Linked DNA regions of Mus musculus: region 2 is linked to region 1. A link is a loop called in an ENCODE intact Hi-C map of the cell type or tissue named here. Cell type or tissue: gastrocnemius. All regions are shown on one strand. Links, peaks and the distances in the headings refer to the core of each region. The heading gives the core; the rest is flanking DNA. Region 1 overlaps Syn3 (synapsin III). Region 2 overlaps Syn3 (synapsin III).

Region 1 (11,083 bases), core at 913-8,912:
TGGCTCATTACAGGTGCTGATTGCTTCGGGGATTTCCAGATGATGCCCCTGGACTTGGCAGAGCTGTACGGGGAATCCACAGATATGGGTCTCCCCTTCACAGGCTACTGCTAAGAAAAGTATTATCCCCACTGGGAAAGTCATCCTGGTACTATGCATCCGGGGCTCCCAAAGTGTGCATGCCGTTTAACAAATAATTGTATTTCTAGAATTTTGGTCCAAAGAAATTACTGGGCGATGCCTAAATGTCTCCTACAGAGATATTTCTTAAATAATGTTATTAAATATTATTAACTTATTCATAAAATATTTTACATAGTTTTATGAATATTGTATATAAATTATAATTAAAAATTATTAACATAGTGGGCCACCTTTGAGTAATAGTACCTTGGTACATGGGCCCTTGGGCCAATTTTGAGTAATAGTACCTTGTTTTTTTATATTAATAAAAGGCAGGAGTGTGTATATACAGATGCTTAGAAGGATGTCTGTCTTCCAGAATATCAGCACTGTTAATTCATAGGGTGTGTAGTTTTGGATGACTGTCATTTGGCTTGTATGTTCCAGAAAATGACATTTCACAGCTGTGACATGTCCTTTTTACAATCAGATAAAAGAACAATAGATGGGAAGTTTGCTCCGTAGATCCTTTGCACATGGGTAGAGGGCTCCATGGTCAGTGGAAGCCAGCACAGCCTGCTTCTTCTTGGGGTACTCTTGAGGATCCCGGGGGCCTCTCAGATTTTGTGTTTCCTGAGAGCCATGATTACTCTGTAGACCTGGAGTCTGTGTGGCTTTCTCTGAGGTACCTGCCACAAGAGATTTCCAAATGGAATGTTCCTATAGGGTTGGAGGGGTGCGGGCGGGCTGACGGGCAGGTTGCCTCTGCTTCTCTCCTAAATGGGCCAGCTCTGTGACTATGAGTTTGCCAAAAGACTGTCAGGGAAATCGGGCTTTTGAGTGCCCTCCCTGTCTAAGTCTAGAAGTATCCAGAGTCCAGCGGACTGGTCTAAAGCTAGCCCAGGCCTAGAGGGGGGTAGTCCTGGGGAAGAGTGAACACCTGCCAGGAGGGGCAGCTGGTGGAGGAGGGGAGTATCTCAAAAAAAAAAAAAAACCAAAAAACATAAGGAACCTTGGGGGTTGGGTTCTGGGCAGACAGTATGGTGACTGGCTAGGGCCAGAGAAAACTTGGCAAGCTCTCAAAGGGCTAGTGAGTGGCCACCTGGGGGCTGGGAGGGTACTCAGAGTGAAAAGACTTGGTCCTTATAGAATCCCATTCCCCCTCCTCCTCCACTGTCACTGGCATCTTGGGCAATTCACTCCACTCCAAGAGTCCTACCTCTACACCTGTACAGGTGAAGGTCACTGTCATATATATAGATGTATGTGTGTGTGTGTGTGTGTGTGTGTGTGTTGTTGAGCAGCTTAAATTAAGCAGTTGGGTGTGTAGGGGGAGTAAGCAGAAAGGGCACCATTGCAAGACAGCTTTGTGCTGGATCAAGAACTCACCTTATCTCAGCCATCACTAGACCCCTGATTAGAGCAAGCATACCTGGGAATCACAAGCTGGGGAAACTGATCTTTAAAATGCAGGATAGATGCATATATACATGTGTATTACACAATACACAGCATGTATTATAATACGAATATTCTTAGGAATAGCTGAGTTCAGATTGGTCAGGACAGAAGGTCTGCTTTCATCGGCTGAATAGAGTATTAGCATGGCCCTCTTCACAAGAGACACCCACATCCATTTCCCCCATTCCCACTTAAGGACCAATGTTTCAGGCAGTCGCCTTTGTGATTGAGCAAAGAGAAGAGAGGGCAGCTTGCCTTCTCTCTGAAAGGGATGTTTCCTGTGCACTCAGCATACTAAAACTGCCCACTACAGGCAGAGGTTTTTATGAGCCGAGAGGATCAGGAAGGCAGAAAGGAACTTTGTTTGGGAAGGTGGCCTCATGCTGTGACTTTGTGACCTAAGTGAATAGGCTCCTGGTGGCCTCTAATCTGTCCGGGACATTGCCTCCAACTTTGAAATAACCAAGGGGGTCTTGCAAGATCCACAAGGAATAGCAAACAGACAAACAGGCTTTCCTTCAGGCTTGTCACCAGCTGGCCTCTGTGGGAGAGAGACAGAGGCTGCAGGTAGGGGGACTTTGGAAGCAAGTGTGAGCTTATGGGATCTGAGGAGCTGTGTCAAATGTTCTTTTAGCTACATGGCACCCTGAGATGTCTACAGAGAACCCTCTGACCCCTGATTGGACCAAGTATACCTGGGAATCCCAGGCAGGGGCATCAGCTGATGTGAGCCAAAGACCCACTGACTTCGATTCGGGGACTACTAAATGATGTGTTTAAAGATGGGAGATAGCTTCTAGGTCCAGGTAAAACAATCAAGTAAGATGCCAGTGTACATAAATATGTGCACAAGCCTATAAACATTTATGGATGGATATTCATGAGTATACACAGACATTAACATACAAGATGTTTATCACAGATCTTTACAAAACCTTCCAACAAACAGGCTCTTGGGGTTGGATCATATGAATGAACGTGTTCGGATTGGAAGAACACGGATCACCGACAAATGGATTCTGTGCAATGCAAGAAAACAGGAGGCAGGCTGGGAAACTGGCCAGGAGAGTGTGGACCAGTGACCGGAGCAGGAAAAACAGATACCTTCACTCCATTTTATAAAATGTTGGGTAATCTCAGGATCTATGTTGCAGAGATAACAGGTGACTTAAATCCTTATCTTTTTGTTTGATTTAAGCCAGTGCATACATACAGGTCACCTGATTAATTACTGTCTTTTGGAATTTTAGGTAATACAGTATTTTAGAGAGATGAAACAAATTTTTTTCTTTGTTTGCTTGTTTTGTTTGTTTTGTTTTGGTTTGGTTTTTTCGGTTTTTCGAGACAGGGTTTCTCTGTATAGCCCTGGCTGTCCTGGAACTCACTTTGTAGACCAGGCTGGCCTCGAATTCAGAAATCCGCCTGCCTCTGAAATTTCCAGATTGTGCTGGGTTCTGGAAATATTTACTAAGCACTAAGGTGTCTGCCCCTAAGCCCCCCAGCCTGTCACTCAGGAGGTGTCCAAGTGAGTGTGTGATCCAAGCACTCTTTTCTAACTGTGTTTCCCTTTCCTGCACGACAGCTCTAAGACACTGCTGTCACAGACACACATTCTCTCTCTCTCTCCACTTGTAGGAGCCTGGAGGTACAGTTGTGAATCCAAGGCTCCAGTCTACAGGCCAGCACTCCATACCCCAGTGACAAGACAAGCCTGGAACCCATGATCTGGGCCGTACTCCCTTAGGGATGCTGGGGGTTTCTAGGCCACTTTATAGAGGGTAGGACTCTGAAACTGCAGACCCCGAGCTAACCTGATCTCCAGCTCCCTGTGTTTTCTTCCTAGCTCTGGCGGGGGGTGGGGGGCAGCTGGGGAGGCAGGCATGTGCCAGGCGCTCAGCAAATGGTTTCTCCTTGGCATCAACCTTGCCACATTGCTGGGTGTTATCTTACTCCAGTCCAGCACCACCAGCAAAAGCAGGGCCAGGCGCGGCCTCACCCAAAGCTCCCTGTTTAAATATGTGGATTCATCTGGACAGGGACAGCTGCATCAGGCAAGCAGAGTCTGCCACCGTACCCTGTTTCCTTGAAATCCGTCCATACAGGAACACGGCTCTCACTAGCCTGGTGCCAGGCCCTGCAAGCTCCTACTTGCACAAACGGATTATCAAACATGTGACCATCTGTACCCTGCCTATGCCTCTGTGCTTTTCTGGGAGTTAGGAGAAATCTCCTGTGAGGTTTACAGTGACTTTAGACGGCGAGGAGGGAAAAGGTAGAGACGATGATCATTAATTTCCTTGCTTTCACTCCAGCCCCCAACAATCCATTCTCCAAAAAGGAGCCAGAGCAAGCTATTGAAATGTCAGTCACGTGCCAGCAATGGCTTGTTCAAAGCTCTCCCATGGCTTCTCAACTCCTTAACAAGTTCTAGAAGGTTCTATGGGATCTGACCTCTGTCTTCTTGACTCCTTTTTCATGGAGGAGCCTTGTCTACTCCAACCATTCTCTATGCCCTCCCTCCAGAACCTGGTATTGTTTTGGGCATATGTTTGCTTGTTCTGTCTCTTCTACCATAGTAAGTCCTAGGAATGTAGAGATCTCACTTCTTAGAAGATTCCTGGAAGGCTAATGCTGACTGAAATGCATGAAATAATAATAGATGGGGTAAGTTGGGACTCAGATGGATCAAGTGTCTTGTCTTGGGTCCTCAGCAGAGGAAGGACATAGAGCCAGGCTCAGACTTAGCTCTGTGCTTCAGTAATTTGGGTAAAACCCCAGCAGAGGAATTCTAACAGGGCCATTTAGGGCAGATCACCTTCCAGCCAGCAAGCTTTGTTGATGGGAAACAGATGGTTCAGACATCCCAGACAGACACTGGGATATTCTGCCACCTGTTGGCTGCCGCATCAGAAAGAGGTCATTCATTTGCCACTTGCTAAGCTGCATGCACCTAGGGAGGAAGGGCCAGAAATTAATTCTTTTCCTCTTGGGGAGTTTTCTATACCACAATCAGTAACATTTCAACTTGTAGCCTTTAAAACTACTTGTTCAATCATTCCTCAATTCACTGAGGAAGCAGGGATGAGAAATGACTTGTCCATTGGTGACACCAAGCATTTGAAGTCCAGGCAGTAAAATCAAGATTTCCTCACTTCAATCTGGGAGTTGCGGTCTACCTGCTCCATGCTCTTTGGGCTGGACCTGGGAGAAACAACATCCTCCCTTCATGCTACACATTTCTTCTTCGTGTTCGGTGCACCTGAATACTAGGTTCAGTGCTGGCTTTAGCAGAGGGGAGTGGTGCCAGCCCTGAGTGACATTGAACATCCTGAAGAAGTCGGTCCCTTGAAGAAATTCACACTTGTCCATTCCCCTTGGGGTCAGGAAGGATAAAAACAGCATCTCAGGGGCAACTGGTCTTTACTTTCCCACTGCTCCAGGGGTATCCTTGAGGGCTGAAGAAGACTATCAATTCCCTTCTTATAATAGACTTAGACTTGCCTGAAACCTGTCAAGTCACATGTCACCCAGTCTACCTCTCCAAGTATATTGCTGAAATGGGACAGGGACAAAATAGGATCTGCTAAATTCAGCTAGGCAACACTTAGAGGTCTGTCTAGCCACACAGCTGACCCCAGGCTTAAGCACAAGAGGCAGGAACTAGATTGAACACTAAATTGGTGCTACCTTTGATCTGAGCATCCTTTCATGACCATGCCTGGTGGTGCAGAGCATGACTTTTCCTGTTGCTTCCTCAAGAGTGCCTGTAATTGTTACCAACCTGTCGACCAAGCAAAGAAACATGTCCCCTTTTTGCTCAGCCAGCTCCCATTATGACTAAGATAAAGTGGGGTTGGGGTACAGCCCAGCCCTCAGGCCTTCAGCTTTTCACTTGCACCTCTATGCAGGCTTGCTTCTCATCCTGGGAGATGACTGGTGCCAGATGCTCCCGTTAGCCAGCATCTTCATAGCAGCAAGGGCACTGGCCTCCTGATTCATAAAGAGTGGTCCTGCTTTCCATCAGACCCTAATTGGTCTGGGTCTGGCCTTCACCTCCCACAGAATGCTGGCCACTGGCTGTTCCTTCCTCCAGCCAGAACAATGCCTGGCTCTGGCCACTGACCCTGGCCCAAGCAGGCCTGCCAAGCTATGGCTCTCAAACCTAACTTTGTATTATCAAGATTGGCTTCCCACACCCACACACAATGTTGTTGGAAGGCAGGTTTTTGGAAAGGCTAAGCACACGCACTAACATACTATTTTGGATCCATCCAAATGCTCCCCACTCCCAGGAAGGAGCAAGATGCCACCTGGAAGACTTCAATCACAAGTTAGCATTTGTATCCATGTTTCCTCTCCCTTCTCTTGCTGGGCTTTTCTACACTGTCCACTTGGACAGATACCAGCCAATGTCCCGAGCTTCTACCTGACCTGAAATCAAAATGTGCTGGCCAAGAGTAAGTGGGGCAGCCGCCATTCCATGAGGGGGAAAGTTGGCAGCCAGGCTGTGAGCCTGCAATGCCCATATGGGGCTGAGCTAGCTCTCTCCATTTTCTTTTCTCTTTTCTTAGAATGTATTGGTTCACTTGCTTACTGCTTCTCTAGCTTCTGCATGGCCTTGGGAAGGAAGCTTCTTCCAAAGTAATTAATGCTGCTGTCTCCCTTATGACCTATATCTCAGTACTCACACCCCTATGTGGTGTGATTTTGCATCTCCATTGTCTTTCTTTAATTTTCTTTTTTCAATTGAAAATAGATTCTTCTCTCATACAGTACATCCCAACCACAGTCGCCCCTCCCTCCACCCCTCTCAGCTCCCCTGTCTCCCCATCCTCGCTCCATCTCCCTTTTTCTCCCAGACCCCCCTCCCCCATTACTCTTCAGAAAGGAGCAAACCTCCAAGAGCCAAACAGGACAAAACAAGATACAATAAGACAAGGCACATGGCCTTCTATGGAAGTTGGACAAGGCAATCTAACGGGAGGAAAAGAGTTCCCCAAACAGGCAGAAGGGTCAGAGATGTATCCACTCCCACAATTACAAGTCCCACAAAACCACTAAGCTAACAGCCATTACATACACAGAGGACCTGGGGAAGATCTATGAGGACCTAGTGTTTGGTACTTCAGTTTTTGTGAGCCCATACAAGCCCTGATATTTTCCCCTGTGTTCTCCACACTCTGACTCCTACAGTCTTTTCTTCCCTCTTCATGGGTTATCTGATCCCTGGGGGGGAGGAACCTGATGGAGAACTCCAATTTAGACTCTCTTCACATTAATGTCTGGTTGTTGATCTCTGCACCTGCTCCTCCCATCTTCTCCATTTTAAGTATTCAAAGGGTAAGATAGATTGCCTGAGAGATGATACATAGTCATAGCTACTTGGGAAGTGGAAGCAGGCAGAATATAAGTTCAAGGCCAGTTGAGGCTGTATGACAGGACCTGGTCTTGAAATGAATTTTTTTTTAAAGAGCTGGAGATACAGCTCAATGGTAAAGAATTTGCCTAGCATGGGCAAGGTTCTAGATTGAATTCTCATTAACACACACACACACACACACACACACACACACACACACACACACACACACAGAGAGAGAGAGAGACAGAGACAGAGACAGAGACAGAGACAGACAGACAAAGAGACCAGTCATAGACATTGTAATACAGATTCAACTCCCCAGTTTTAGGTTACCCCTAAGTCCTTATATACTTGACTTCAACAAGGCATGCACCTCGCACAGTAAGAGTGGCTGCTAAATCTCTAAAAGATGCCTAGAAGCTACCAGTTTTTCTCCTGTTCTTCTTTCTTCTTCTCTGTCTCTCTGTCTCTGTATCTCTCTCTGTCCGTCTGCCTCTGTCTCTGTCTCTCTTACTCTCAGTCCTCTTACTGCAATTAGCTCTAAATAATTGGAAATAGATAAAGCAAATTTAAGGGCTTCCCACTGGAAAACACCAGAGCTAGCTGCCCCCCACCCCCATCTGTGTCTCCCAGGGCTGGGAATCCTGCTCCTGTTTCCTGTGCCCAGCCTGTGGAGTCAGCTAGGCCCAGGACCCCTTCCCCCCACCCCCACCCCCGCGCCCCCGCCAGTGCATAGCTCCCTCTGTTCCAGCGTTCCCAGCAGACTCTGCAAGGTGTTTCCTGTGGATCCTCCCGATGTGCTCCACTGGTGTAGTGCGAATCCAATTAGAACATTGTGAGCTGCTACCCACAGCCTGGACAGTGTTTTGTTTATGTTTTGCTCTTTAAAAAAAAAATGAAAGAAAGAAAGAAATCCCACCAAGGGCATAGGGGTGAGGAAAACAAGGGAAATGAAGAAAAAAATAATCCCCAAAGTGAGACCAATTTAATCGCCCTTGTATTTCATAAATAGAAACTTCTACGGCAAGGATGTGAGTAAGCCAGGTCCAGGCTGTTGGGAAGAAAAGCTGAGATCCATGTGACTCTGGTGCCTCCACTGTCCCTCTAGGGGCGGAGGCTGTGTGTGGTGAAGGGAGCCAGCTTGCCTTCAGAGCAGCTTTCTCTGAGGGGGCTCAAGGACCATGGCAAATAAGTCACCTACGTTATGTTATATTTGGGAGGACAGATGATGGGTAATGGTGTCCCTGTCCATGAGGTAAGCAGAAGGACCCAAAGGAGACATGAGTTTTTAGCATCACTGCACTCAGAGTGAGTCCTTTTCAGTTGAGCTCCTAGCAGCACCCTGGCCAGTCTGTGTGGGTCTTACTTCTCATTACCAAATGGTCTCTGCCACTTTGAATGGCAGAAGGACCCAGGGAGCTGATTAGGGACACTCCTAGCCCAAGTCTACATAAGTTCAAACCATGGAGATGGGGAATAGGCCAAGAAGGACCCTTGAGACAGGGCCAGACACACCGCAGTGACGTCGATGCTCAGAAGTATGGTTCTACAGAGCATAGAATGCACGGCACAGTGGATAATGACCGATGAGAAGAAAGTCTAACAAGGAAAAAAGACGCCTAAATGAGAAATACAAAGGACTAATATCCTAGGCAAGGCCCCGAGAGAGTAAGGGGCAGTGGAGTATAGCTTTTCCAACGTGATTTTCACATAGAATGGAGGGATCTGTCAACATAGGCAAAACTCACACAGAAAATGAATGGAAGGCAAAGTGAAACTAGTTCCCAAGTGCCCCTACTCCAGGGTTCTTCCTGCCACTCAGTGCTTGTTGTATAGTGAGGTTCTCCCTCCTATTCTCAGATCCTGCAGTAGTAACAGGAAGACTCAGTAAATCACACCAGAAGTTGGGAAGCAGAATCTGTTTTGAAAACACTAGATGATGATGATGATGATGATGATGATGACGACGACGACGACGACGACGACGACGACGACGACGATGATAATGATGATAATGATGATTATTCAATTTTGCTGTGGTAACACTTAAGATCTACCCTCATAACAAATTGTCCACACTCAAGATTCTAAGTAGCCAAGGGTGATGTTTTAGGTTGAATGGCCATAAGTAATATCATCCTGAATAGGGAAGCTTTGACCTTTGTCCACTTTGTGCCCTGGTGGATACGCCTCCCGCTCCCAGACTGTCTTCCTGGGAAATCTGCATTCATTCAACTCTTACCATGGCAACTAGAGCTGAAGGATACAAACAAGAAGAGAATGATGGGGAGACCGGGAACGAGGGCCACAGGCAGACAAGGGGCCCTCAGAATCTGTGACAATGTCTATTCTGACAATAACTTATGGAAAATGCAAGCACTCTTCTGATGTGTGTATGCCCACCACGTCAGCTAATTAGAAGAAGGTTACCATAGAGAGAGATAATACAATAGTTAAAAAAAAACCAAACCAAACCAAAACAAAACAAAAAAACCAAAAACCAGGAAAGCCTGGCTTAGGTCACAGTGCCCCACACCGTACAGACTAACTCTAGGATTGTCATGGCAGGAAAGTTATTCTCAGTGATCCTGCAAGTTCTGTCAGTCCATTGAAATGTGCCCAACTCACCAGTGGTTAAGCTGGCACATCTGGAAGGTTAAGTAAGTGTGGCCAAATGATGATGGACAGGAGCTTTAGAGTCAGGCCACCTGGACTGACATGCTGGGTTTCCCAATTCCTCATTCGATGATCTTGGGAAAAATCACTTACTCCCACAAGCTGCAATGCTGTCAGATGGTGCTAAGTCAGCACTTACTCTAGGGGTCTTAATGAGGCTCAAACTGGGACTGTCCATATAAAGTACTCAGCACTGATCATGCGCAGTACCTGCATGTAAGTATTGGCACCTGCTGTAATTGATAATGGTGTTAATGAGTGACATGCTCAAAGCCAGTAGATTTCTCGTTATTGGGCAAAGTTGTCAATAGGCTCCGCTGACGCACTTTCTGGGTTCATGTTAGGCTACATGTATCCATTATTGTAAAAGAATATTAGCATAGCATTGGGAATGTGTCCCTCTTTGCTCTGTATTGTTGCCCTTGGGAGCATCTAGAAGCAGTGATTAAGTGTGCTTCTGCAAGTAGCTTAGCTCACTTCATAACATCACTTCCTGTGCATAGGTAGAGTCAAAAGCTACGGGTCACTTAGGTTCACTGAGGCAAAACACCGACTTCAGCGACGGAAAGGAGCAATGCCCTGTGTTGTGCGTGTTTATAGGATGCCTTTTCTGAGGCAGTTGCTCTAGGTTATGGGACCCTAGTGTCCTACAATAAAGTTCGGTCAGACTTGTGTCCAGTTTATCACATCAGGCCTCTTTCAGAATGCGTTTGTGCTGTTGACTAATGGAAACCAGTGCACTCTGCATGGCCCATAAAACCAGAAGCCATCCTAGAACCTAGAACGAATCTACATGAGCTCTGGAAACTGGATCCAATTTACAGTAGAGTCTTTAGACACCGTGAGGGCTTGAAGGAGCTGAGTCCTCCTGAAAGCTCTCAGCAGCTGTGGCACAGTGGCCCTTCCCTGAGTCTTCAGCCTTGGCAGTCTCCTCCAATTCCTCATTTCTGATGCATCTGACCTTTTGGTTGCACATTCCATGTTTGTTAATTGTTGAGTAATAGAAAAAGGGCGAGCTCTGGGGCTGGGTGCATCTGTATTTAATTTCTAGTTGATGACCTCTGACAAGTTCCTCAACTCCCCTGAGTCTTTTTTTTTTTTTTTTTCTGAATCCAATAAAAAAAATACTCCGATTAGTTTTAAGGAGCAGATATATTATCTGTAGGGGGTGTGTCTAGCTCCCTATACTATGTGACACAGTACCTGGCATGTGTGTAGTAGACCATCAGGAGGTATCTGCTGAATGCAGAGAGGGTTAGGTGCAGATGTGGGTCCTATACAGATGTTGATGGGATAGATGCTCTTTTCCCTCTATCACTGACACTTCTCCTCTTCAATTACACTGACCAGACCAAGGAAGATGGTTCAGAAATAAACGGTGGGAGTTGGCTTTATAATTCTGTCATTGCCTACCATGACCAGAAGAGGCAGCAGTTAGTGGGCTTTGACTATATTTTGTTT
Region 2 (11,083 bases), core at 1,121-9,120, 47 kb after region 1:
AGGAGCTAGCCAGCCTTTCCTAGGCTTTCCGACTTGAGAATTTAGCTTTCAGCTTCTGCTCCTAGCATCTATGCCCCTAGCTGCAGTCCGTCATGTTGGAATTGTTTTAGGAATTCCCGGGACTCACTGGGGATGCTGGCTGAGGGCTGGTTACTTATAAACCTCATCTCCTAGATCCACACATTCAACTTTTATGAAGTAGGTGCTTACCCTGCCCTGGGTTCCTGAGATGAGGAACTGGAAGCTAAGGTTGAAATCATGTGACTCAGTGAGGGAGACAAAAACAGAGGAAAAGAATTCTGTTGGCTAATATGGAGCTTGGTGGGATTCACTGGGGAACCTGGGGCACAACTAATACTCCACTTGCCAAAAGACGGCTGTTTTACTGCCATGGAAGTCTGTTACTGACTCTCTAGCAGGTGGGAGAGGGGATGTGGAGAGTTATTAAGCCTCTTAGTTGTCTGGGGATGCAGTTGCTCAAGGTGACAATGAATGCCCTGGGAAAGCCTTGCGTGTCTAGTGTTACTGAATTGTGTTGCACGCAGGACGCACTGCTGGCACAGAGCTGAGCAGAGAACCCATTGCTTTGATCCAACATTTATTTCAACCTATTTTGCAGATGAGGAAAACTGAGACCTGGAGTAGGTAAACAGATTTCAAGATTATGAAGCTAATCACATTTCATGAACAATTCCCATTCTTGAAGAGCAGGGCCCACGTCTGAAGTGCCTCTGTTTCCCAGGCAGCGTTTTGAGGTGTGCTGGTCAGGCTGTGTGTGAGATGAGGTTCACTGAAATTTGGGACCTCCAGGCTTGGAAGATGGAGGACAGCCTCACCCACGTGGGTCCTGGGCAGCCCATCCTTTTCCCACAGCTGCCTTAGCTCTGAGGGCTGTCATCAGCCTGCAGCACTGTGGGCCTCCTGCCAGCCCACTGCTGCTGGGGAAGGGGACATTATTCATCCAGGAGATAAGGCAGCTGATGAGAGGTGGGCCTCCGAGCAGCTGTTCCTTCTTGGCTGGAACAGATGTGAGAGATATACAGGGGTGTAGGGGGGAGGGAAAACTGTTTTGAGATTAAAAAATAATAGTTTTGCCCTGGAGTGACAGGACACGCATTTCAGAGACAGGAGCTAGCGGAAATGTATGCCCCAAGCCTTCTCCCATGGAGAGCTGTGTTAACAGGTCACATGACTGCTGCTGTAAGGTTAATAACCACCTAGCCAGGGACTGCTCAACACTTCCATCACAGAAAACGCACACTAGTGGATACAGAATTCTAGAAAGACTCACCTTTTTCCCTAAGCCCGGGCTGGGTCCAAGAGCTCAAAGCTGCCATGTTGACCACTGGCTCCAAACCCTTATCTGGCCCATCCTTCCTGCCACACCCAAAGGTTTTCCCTCCTCCCTCATGATGAGCTTCTTCCCGGGACAACTTCCCTCTTGAGAAACAAGATGGGTCCTTGTCTGTTTTATGAAGGGAGACCTACCCTGAGGGTATCCTCAGAGAGGGGAGGTTGGGAGGTGGAGTCCATCAGTGAAAGGGCACCAGGGCACAGGTGTCGCTCTTGCAGTCTACTCAACATGGCCCCTCCCCCTCCCAGGCTTGATCTTACCTCCTGCCCTGACCACACATCCTCAGAAGCAAGAGTGGGCTTTGTCACTCAGCCAACTCCAACAGCCCAGCTCCCTTCAGTTCCTGTCAGGCCTCAGCACAAAGAAAGGTGTGCACGGGGTCTTTGAGGGGATCTGAGGTAAGTTGTTTGTCCCTGTTAAAGCTCGGCGTATGCAGGAACATGTTCAGATCCAACAGACTTCGCCCTGAACCCAAAAGCGCCAACGCATAATGTTTGACAAAGTGTTGGGCTCTAGCCTTAAGAACTATTGCTTTATTGAAAGCTACCCTTTGAGGTAGGTAACGTTAACAACAAGGCCTTACTACGTAGCCCAGGCTGGCCCCCAACCATCTTCCGGCTTCTGTCTCCTGAGTGCTGGAATTGTAGGTGCAGACTTCCAGTGCTGGCGTTTAAGTAAGACAGGGGCTCAGAGGAGTTAAGACGTTCCTGTGATCACACTGTAGAGCCAGGTAGTCTGACCCACTTCATATATGGATGTCTCTTGTATAAGTCCCCATGTGTTCCCCAAGTCTGAACAGGCTCTGAGTTGTTTTTTTTAAGGGATCTACAGTCAATATGATTTTTAAAAATTATCAAATCTTCATGCTCAACTATTTGTATTCAAAGTGATCCCAGACTCTGAAATGCATACGAACATTTAAAATGGAAAAAGATTCAATGTTGGCACCATTGCTTCTCAGAAGTCCCCTTTCCCTTCCCTCTCCTGAAACATGGTTCCCCTGCGCTGCTGCCTACCCTGCCCCTACCATGGCCCTTAGTACACACATCCTCGCTGGAGTTTTGTCTTCAGTTTCTTCCTTTGGGGAGGGCGGACCTCCGGCTTTCTATCTGCAAGTCTAGATCCTTGCCAGTTGTCAACTGCAAAGAGTTCAGAGAAGCAGTGATGTGATGAGACTAATGTGAGCAACAGGGACAGAGATAGGGCAGGACCTCGAAGCCCAGAGAAGGGCTGTGCAGGGACAGGGATAGGGCAGGACCGAGAAGCCCAGAGAAGGGCTGTGCAGGGGCAGAGAATGCATGTGAGCCCTGCCTGCCCTGCTGGAAACACATGGCAGTGATTTTTCAGGACATCACCCAGCCAGAGGTTTTACCATAAATGCTTCCAGCTGCACCTTCCACTATGGACAGGAACTCCTGAAGACAGGCTCTTGGCTGCTTCCAGCTTGAATGCCCATCAGAGAAAGAGCAGGAAGGAACAACTCTGGAGAAAGCCATCCAGGTTCACCAAATGCACCTGGGAGCTGTGTCTTTGCTGGTTTGGCGACTGATAGATCCGTCCATCATTTCCAGCATAGGGGCAAAGGGACTCTCTATCTTTGCTAGACATTAGAATTCCCCAAGACGCCTTCAAAATGATTCTAACCCAGTCCTTCCTCCTCCTCCCTCCTCCCCAGATGTTCTGACTGACCACACGTGTAGAAGTCATCCCAGAAGATTTTACTGGAAGGCTGGAGAAAGTCGTCAATAAAGTGCTTGTCTTTATTGATCCCCAGACCTACATAAATAAGTTTATATGGTGATACACTTGTAATGCCAGTACCACAGGTGCAGAGACAGGTGGATCTGGGGAGCCAACCAGTCTAGTCTAATGGTGAGCCCCTGGCCAATGGGAAACCCCATTTCAAAAGACAAACTGGTCAGCAGTGAGGAATGACACCTGAAGTTGTCCTCTGACCTCTACCCTCACAATACACCAACACACACATGTGCACAGATATTTTTCTATTTTTTTTAAATCACATTTATTTAGTGTGTATATATGCACATACACACCACGCACACGCAGAAGTCACAGGACAGATTGTGGGACTTGGCTCTCTCCTTCTACCATGTGGTTCCCAGGGAACAAACTCAGGTCATCAAACTTCATCCACACCAAAGATTTTTAGTGGAGTTGAAAAATCCGCTAGTCATGACATCATAGGGATGCTAACACTGGAGTGCTCAGGACTTGGTGGTGATGTGCATGTCAGTATACCTTCGGGTCTGTCAGGCCTGTAAGAGCATGGAGCCTTTATGTACCCATTTCATACTTGACAATGCTAACAGATGACTATGGTCTTGGTTCCACGTTCACTTTTACTGCTTTGCATTGTGTCCCTTCTAGGAGCGACAAAATTTACTATAGTAAAGTGCAATTAGTTCTCCCATCTGTCTCACAGATCTCCTCTTTGTTACAGCATCTCTTTGTTAGAGCAGGAGGCCATGTTGAGTGACTGATAGATCTAGAATGTTGGGGGTAATTTCTGCCATGTTTGTCCATCCATGGTGAGGTTCTCAGACCAAGTCTAAACTCCACCATCAACGTGACTGCATTTAGACTCACCTAGGTGATGCAGTTCAAGGTTTGTCTGTGAGCATGCTTCCAGAAAGGTTTAACTAAGGAGAAAAGCTCTCTGAAGGGGCTGGAGCACCACTCCATTGGATGGAGTCCTGGGCTGGAGAAGGCAGGAGGACGTCTGCTAGGTGTCGGCACGCCTCTCCCTCTGCTTCCTCACTAGATGCAACATGACCAGCTGCTCCGGTTCCCACTGCTGTGCCTCCCTTGCTATGATGGATTGCATCCGCTCAGACCAGGAGCCAAAATAAACTCTTCCCTTCCTTCAGTGCTGTTTGCCAGGAGTCTTGTCACAGAAACAAAAAAGAGTAACTAATACGACGTCCTCCTCATTAAATGACGCGTGACTACAGCCGAAGCGGGAAGTTTCAGATGATGCGCAGTCCTTTCAATGAGCTTGGGGTACTATCCAGGGCTGTGGATCTAAGCCTCTTCTGGGCATCCTTGTGACTTTTTGCTCTTACATAGCGGCAGATCGTGCGGATTCTTTCATTTCCCTACACGTGGACCCTCTTCTTTATTTTTCAACTGTGTCTAGCGGCATGACTTCCCTGTAATTTATTTAACCATCCCCTGAAGATATACAGCTGAGCTGCATTCACCTGGATGACCTGAAAAGTAACCTTTAGGAGTCAAGTGTAGTTTGCAGGAGTTGAGAGTGGCCTCCAGGAGCTAGGGTGGCTTCTAAGAGCTGAGGTTGGACTCTACGAGCTGAGAGAAGCCTCCAGCTATCAAACAGCTAGGAACCACACACCCTCAGTTCATGGGTGAAGGAGATAAATGCTTTCAACCAGCTAGACGATAACTAGCCTAGAGTTCCCCTGTAAAGAGTTCCCCTGCCACTCCACATAAGAGCAGAGCCCCTGCTGGCATGCGTGTTACAGTCTTGTAAAAATTCCGCTGAGCCTTCCCAGAACTCTGAGCCACATAACCCACCAGGCAAGGATGTGATGTTTTAAACCTAAGTTTGGAGAAGCTTAACTGGGCATGGAATAGCCCCTTCCAGTGTTTCTGCTCTGTCTCGTCTCTGAGAGATCTTTGACACGTGGATGTGCCAGCTTCTGCCCATCAATTCTCCAGCTGATGGATATCTGCTTTGCCTCCAGCTTGGTTTTTTGAATAAAGGTGTTTCAAAGATTCTTATACACATCACTTAGTGGGCGTGTTTTATTTCTCCTGAGAAATAATCTTGTAAGAGAATGTATCCTGTGCTACACGCATAGTTAACTTCCTAGAAAATCATCCAAGCTGGAGGCTGGAGTGATAGCTCTGCAGTTAAGAGCTCTGGCTGCAATTGCAGGAGACCCAGAGTTTGCCAGCTCCCACTGTGACGCACAATCATCTCTGACTCCAGATCCAGGGAAATCCAACACCCTTCTCTGGCCTTCAGAGACACCAGTTACACACACAGGTATCAGTACACACTTGGTACATACATTCAGGCAGGCAAACACACACAGAAAAGTATCTTTGAAAACCTATTACGTTGTTCCCATGGCAAGTGTACACCATTTCACAGGCTCTCGTGGCGAGGATGAGCACTGGGCATCATCATACATAGTTTGGATCATCCATCTCTGAAATCTGATGTCTCAATGTAATTTTTGTTGTCACTCTTTCAGGCGCCTTTGGTATCATTTCATGTACTGACTGGCTATGCTTTGATATGTCTTCTGCCTATTATTTGTTGAAATTTTAAGATTTTTTTTTTGCCATCCTCAGAGGTGTTTTAAGATAGTGTTGTGAAATAAATATGACTGGCATTTGATAGACACTAAATAGAACAAATAATATTTTGGTACTGTGTGTGTGTGATTTGCATGTATATATTCTTATATGCCCATCTGTGTTCTGGTATGTATGCTTGTGATGCCTGCAGAAGTTAGGGACCACTATTCTGTGTCTTCCTGGATTAATCCCCGTAATGTTGTTGTTGTTGTTGTTTGTGACAGGGCCTCTCTGTGTATTCCTAGCTGTCCTGAAATTTACTCTGCAGACCAGGCTCGCCTCAAACTCACAAATATCCACCTGCCTCTGCCATCCAAGTGCTGGGACTAAAGGTGTGAGCCACCACTGCCCGGTTTCCATTTTATTTTATTTTTTGAGCCACTTTTTCTGAACCATCTCCAGCAGAGGAATTGAGCTAGGCTGGCTGACCAATGAGCTCCAGGAATCAGGAATTGAGCTAGGCTGGCTGACCAATGAGCTCCAGGAATCTGACTGGCTCCATCCCAAATTCTAGGAAGCAGATTTGGTGAGTCCTCTACAGAATCATGCAGCTTTTCATCTCTAAGAGACCTTGAAACAGTATCATCAGAGGCTAGTAACGTGCCTGCCATGGAGGCATGAGGACCTGATTTCAGATCTCTGACACCCATGTAAAATCCAGGCACGGCTGTGCACATCTCGCTGAATCATTGAATCTGCCGTGTGTCTCAGCCTTCCCATCTTTCCAATGAGTATGATCAGTGCCTGTCTCATATGTTATAAGCTTTCAATGGTAATGTGTCTAGCATGTAGTGCTATATACTGTTGCTATATAAGTAGTTAAAAGAAATGAAGAAAAGAATCAGTTCTAAGTTTGAGGCCTGAAGAAGAGGAGAGAGATGAAGCATAAGAGAAGCTGAATATCAGTGATGGAGCAGGAATGAGCGCCCAGGACCGGACGGAGCCAGAAGGGATCTGGGCTGATGATACCACAGTTTGGTTTGGAGGCTGATGAGGACTTCTGCCCACCGACACTAAGGGTGAATGAAACCTGGCTCTCTTAAGTGGCATTAGCTCTGAGCATCCTCCAAGGACAAGTGCTGAGGTCCTCAGCTCTGCCAGACCTGGCATCCCAAAACATACCCCACACCTCTATTTAAGGCAACAGAGGCCTCCAATGTTTCATTGCAATCTGAGGTCTATGAGTGTCTGTGTCTGCCCAGCTATCACAGGGTGGAAGGTTGAGGACACAGCCAAGCATGTGCCAGGGGAGGGTATAGGGATCTTGTAACTGCTATCCATCATAGATGCTAAAATTAGTACAAGCAACTCCTTCTCATTCCTCTTGACCCAACTCAGCTCACTTCTTTTTTGTCTCCAGGTCTGGCTTCCAAACACTGGTGGAAGGTCAGGCTTTCTATAGCCTCCAGAGGAGGGTGAGGCAGGGTCTGTGTCCAATTAGCCTCTTGGGGTCCAAATGTTTCCCTAAGTGGATAAAAATACATTGGAATTTGACTTAAAGGAAAATATTCAATAGCACAGCAAAGTGTGTGTGTGTGTGTGTGTAGGACAAAGGTATTTGGACCATCAAAAAAATCACACACACACACACACACATACACACACACACACACACACACACACACACACACACACTCACACACATGTCAAAGACCAAACATATCCCACATCCATTTATGTTCTTCTGTATTTCCAATATGTGCATGCATGTACGTGTGCAAACCCCCACCCCTGCCCACCAGTTTATCTATTTCTAAATAAAATAAAATTACACATTCATGTCATCTTATGACCTCTTGTGCCTGGCCATTACTTCCAGGGATCTTTGCATGCCAAAATATAAGCAGAAGTAGATATGGACCAGACCCTGTGGGAGGAAAGGACTAGCTTAGAAGTCTAGATGAGACAGAGACCCAACCAGCGCTGGGAACCCTATTTTGATACACAGGTGTTTGGAGCCAGGCCAGTCTCTTGGGAGGTTTGGGAATTCATCCCTGGCTGGGGACAAGATCCTCGCACACATAACAACATGATGCTTCAAATATTTACATTTCTGATGGAACAAAGGAAGGAATTGGGGCATCTCTTTAATTTTTTATTAAAATCCACTTATCAGCTCATTACAAGAGACAAGAGGTTCAGACCTCATCTGCCTTCAAGGAAGAGTTATAAATATAGGTAGAAAGACCATAATAATATGTTAGTCAAAGATACTAGGCATCTGAGGGTCTTGACCTAAGAATTTGAAATTACTTATAATGCACTGTAGCAAAAGGTAATATTTAAAGTGGTTTCTGTAACTGTGAAGGAAGACTAGACAGACGCTTTCCAAGTTAGATAGAACTTGACCCTCTAGCACTTAGTGGTAGGGCTGGGTCCTGTGTCACCGATAAACTCTTTGGGGTCCCCTTAAAGTCCACTTGAGAAAGAATTAGAGGACACATGCTCTAACTTCTTTGTTACAGTTTTGAAAGATGCAGGAAGCATTGCTTATAGTAGTTCCAAGTCACATCTTCTCCAGGTACATGGGGCGACCTGCACCTCACTGCCCCTTCAGCTTCTCAGAGGGAGACTGTTTAGACTAACCCAGTCTCTGAGATGATACTCTGGGCACTGCTGTAAAGAGAACAGGCTCCTTTCTCTTGGCTTGGCCTCTTGGGTTGAGGAGGTTGCATGGGGCTCATTCTAGACCCATCATGGGCCAAGCTAGCTGCCTCAGCAGAGACCTCCCATGGTGCCTGGACCCAGGTGCTGTGTGAGACACAGAATGTCTGCTAGTATCCTGCTGTTCCTTGGAGGCCTCCAACAGTCTCCATCTGTCTCTTGGGAGCCCACTCTCGAATGCACTTGAGTCAGAGCACTCTCCTGTGGAAGGAGGTTTCTGCTTGGGGACTGATCGAATCCCACTTTCCTGAAGCAGACTCTTCATTATGGCCATTCCAGCATGACATCTTGCCAAGCCTCCCAGGGGTCCCTGAAGGGCAGGGACTGTCATGATGCATCTTCTCAGCCTAGCAGGTCAATGAGACTGGCTTTCAAAGGGGGAAGAACTCAGGGTCTGGAGCCCTGCAGTCCAGGCCCAGGCCTGACTTAGCCACTTCCCAGCTCTTGATTTCAGACTGGGACACTCAAGTTAAGTGACTGAGGTTTCCCTCACTAAATAAAGGTAACAACAAGACGTGCCAGGCACATATCAGGCAGTGGGTAAGAGGGCTGAAGTGATGCACAAAAGTCACAGGGCATGCCATTAGCACACAATAAATTCTAACCCCATTTATTATTTGTCCTTGGGGTTTGAGCAAGTCTTCAACTTGCCTGAGCCTCAGTTTTCTCATCTACTTAATGGGGGAGAATAGCACATTCCTAGGTTTACTGCTCCCTTCCTTTGATAGCTCCCTCACACTGATACTTACACCCTGCTATCTGTGCATCTGTCAGTGCAGAAGATGCCTGTGGCAGGAGCCCAGTCTCTATCTATGAAGATGCCTGAGGCTTAAGAGAGTATCTGCCATGCAGTAGGAGCTGTAATATAATATGGGCTCAGTAAATATTTAATGGTTGAAAGAGTAGTATTTTTATCAAGACTGAATGAAAGGCGGAAAAGTAGGTGTGGTGAATAATACTGATTGTCAGCTTGACAGGATCTAGAATGATCTATGAGACAAGCCTCTGGCCATGGCTGTGAGAGAGTTTCCAGAGTTAACTAGAGCCATGCTATGGGCTGAGGTCCAGGGTTTGCATATAAAGGAAAAAGAAAGCTCAGCTCTGACATCCATCCCTCTCTCCTCCCTGACTGTGGACACAATGCCACCAGCCTACCCTTTCCCGCCTCCATGCCTTTCCCACCAAGGCAGACTGTATCCTCAAACTTTGCACCCAAGTAAACCCTTTCTTTATTAACTTGCTTTTGCCAGGTATTTTGTTACAGTAATTACTTTGTTAAAAGTAACTAATATGGTAGACTCCATTGATACTCAGAACAAACAGTGTGTGTGTGTGTGTGTGTGTGTGTGTGTGTGTGTGTGTGTGTGTATGTGTGTGTGTTTAGGACAAAGGCATTTGGACCATCTAAAAAAATCTTCAGGGCCCAGGGATGTAGCTTGCTTGCATTTGATTCCAGTACTCAAAAAGGAGAAAACAAAGAGGTTGGGGGAGAGAGAGGATGGGAACCAGGGACGCTGCCCTGACTTCATCCTCACCTGTGTGAGCACACAGACAGCCACATTCTCTCCTGTGAAACAGAGAGCGATTGTGTGTCAGGCTTCACACTGAGTGAGGATACAGGGGTCTGAGGTAGGGTAGAAGCAGAAGCAGGATGAAGGCCTAGGACAGAAGTTACATGGCACTGTGCTAAGGTTGAGAAACTATGTTATGGGCAGGAAGCGGCTGGGCCTGGTGGACATGAAAACCCCCACACGTCCCCTTCATGGCTTCAACCACACAAGCATGTATTGGGAAAATTAGTTTTCCCTTTCTGAGTGCCAATAGTTACTGGAGCCATTTCAGCTCCCATCTTCCAGTTGTTGGCATCTGCTGTGGGGGTGTGATCATTTCTGTTAGTAAACAGCACGTGGGCATCATGACCGAGACCTCAGGGCAGTGGCCTGGATAAACACTCTCTTAGAGACATAATAGGGATTTGAGGTTTAGAGCAGTTAGTGATGGTCCTGTTGTGCAGAGCAGAAACATGACAGGTCCTGGTTTAAATGATCACCGTCAGCTTCTGGTATAAGCAACAAGCCCTCCATGCTATAATGCTTTCCCAGGTCAGAGACACAATAACTGACCCTCTGTCCCTGCGCCTGGGACTGCGGTGAGCTGCATAGACTGTGCCCCGATGAAGAAACATTCCTGAGGCACATACTGGGTTAGGCTAGTGAAAGTTTTGTGCCCCGATTTCTGCATAAGGCCGGAGTAGTAATTCTATTTCTCTCATAAGCTTGTCTTGAAAGTTAAGTTAGTAGGCACACAAATGGAAACCGCGACCACTGGAGGGTGACCCGCATCCTGATCTTTCAAAACACCCACCTGTCTATATTAAGAACTGAAGGCACTGAGGGTCAAGTTTAGCTTTTGGTCTGTTTTGAGTTTTAGACGTTAGGAAGTGCATTTAGGGTCTTGTGTGCACCCAGCAAGTATTCCACCATTAAACTATGCTGCCAGGGCTATTTTTACTTTTTATTTTGAAATATGGGCTCCCTAATTTTCCCCAGCTGGCCTTGAACTTTCAGTCATCTTGCGGGAGCTTCCTGAGAAGCTGAGGTTACAGGCCTGTGCCACCGGGCTCAATTTAGCAGTCAAGTTCTGGCAATGTTTCTGAGACCTTTCCATTTTCCCTTCAGAATGATACAGCATCTTGGGCTAGGGATGACTTTGAGAAGA

What was found. Peaks named below come from ENCODE experiments on the same cell type or tissue, not always from the same donor. Only the 100,000 strongest peaks of a DNase experiment are listed, where the experiment ranks them.
Region 2: a loop joins it to region 1, with 2.3 times the contacts of the local background. A loop is called at or near these places in 2 of 42 quality-filtered maps.

Annotation. Positions count from the first base shown.
Region 1 is chr10:86,317,774-86,328,856 of GRCm38, forward strand. The region is part of intron 6 of Syn3 (synapsin III); the gene reads right to left. All of the region lies in intron 1 of Timp3 (tissue inhibitor of metalloproteinase 3), which reads left to right. Among named protein-coding and RNA genes, the nearest start is that of Timp3, 23 kb to the left of the region's middle. In gastrocnemius, for the core only: a CTCF peak has its summit at 4,475 (motif pointing left); DNase peaks (open chromatin) are centred at 1,165, 2,637, 3,591, 4,442 and 2 more places; H3K4me3 peaks cover 317 bases; H3K27ac peaks cover 7,746 bases.
Region 2 is chr10:86,364,819-86,375,901 of GRCm38, forward strand. The region is part of intron 4 of Syn3 (synapsin III); the gene reads right to left. Among named protein-coding and RNA genes, the nearest start is that of Timp3, 70 kb to the left of the region's middle. In gastrocnemius, for the core only: no CTCF peak of the experiment used is centred there; DNase peaks (open chromatin) are centred at 5,292, 8,478 and 8,631; H3K27ac peaks cover 1,423 bases.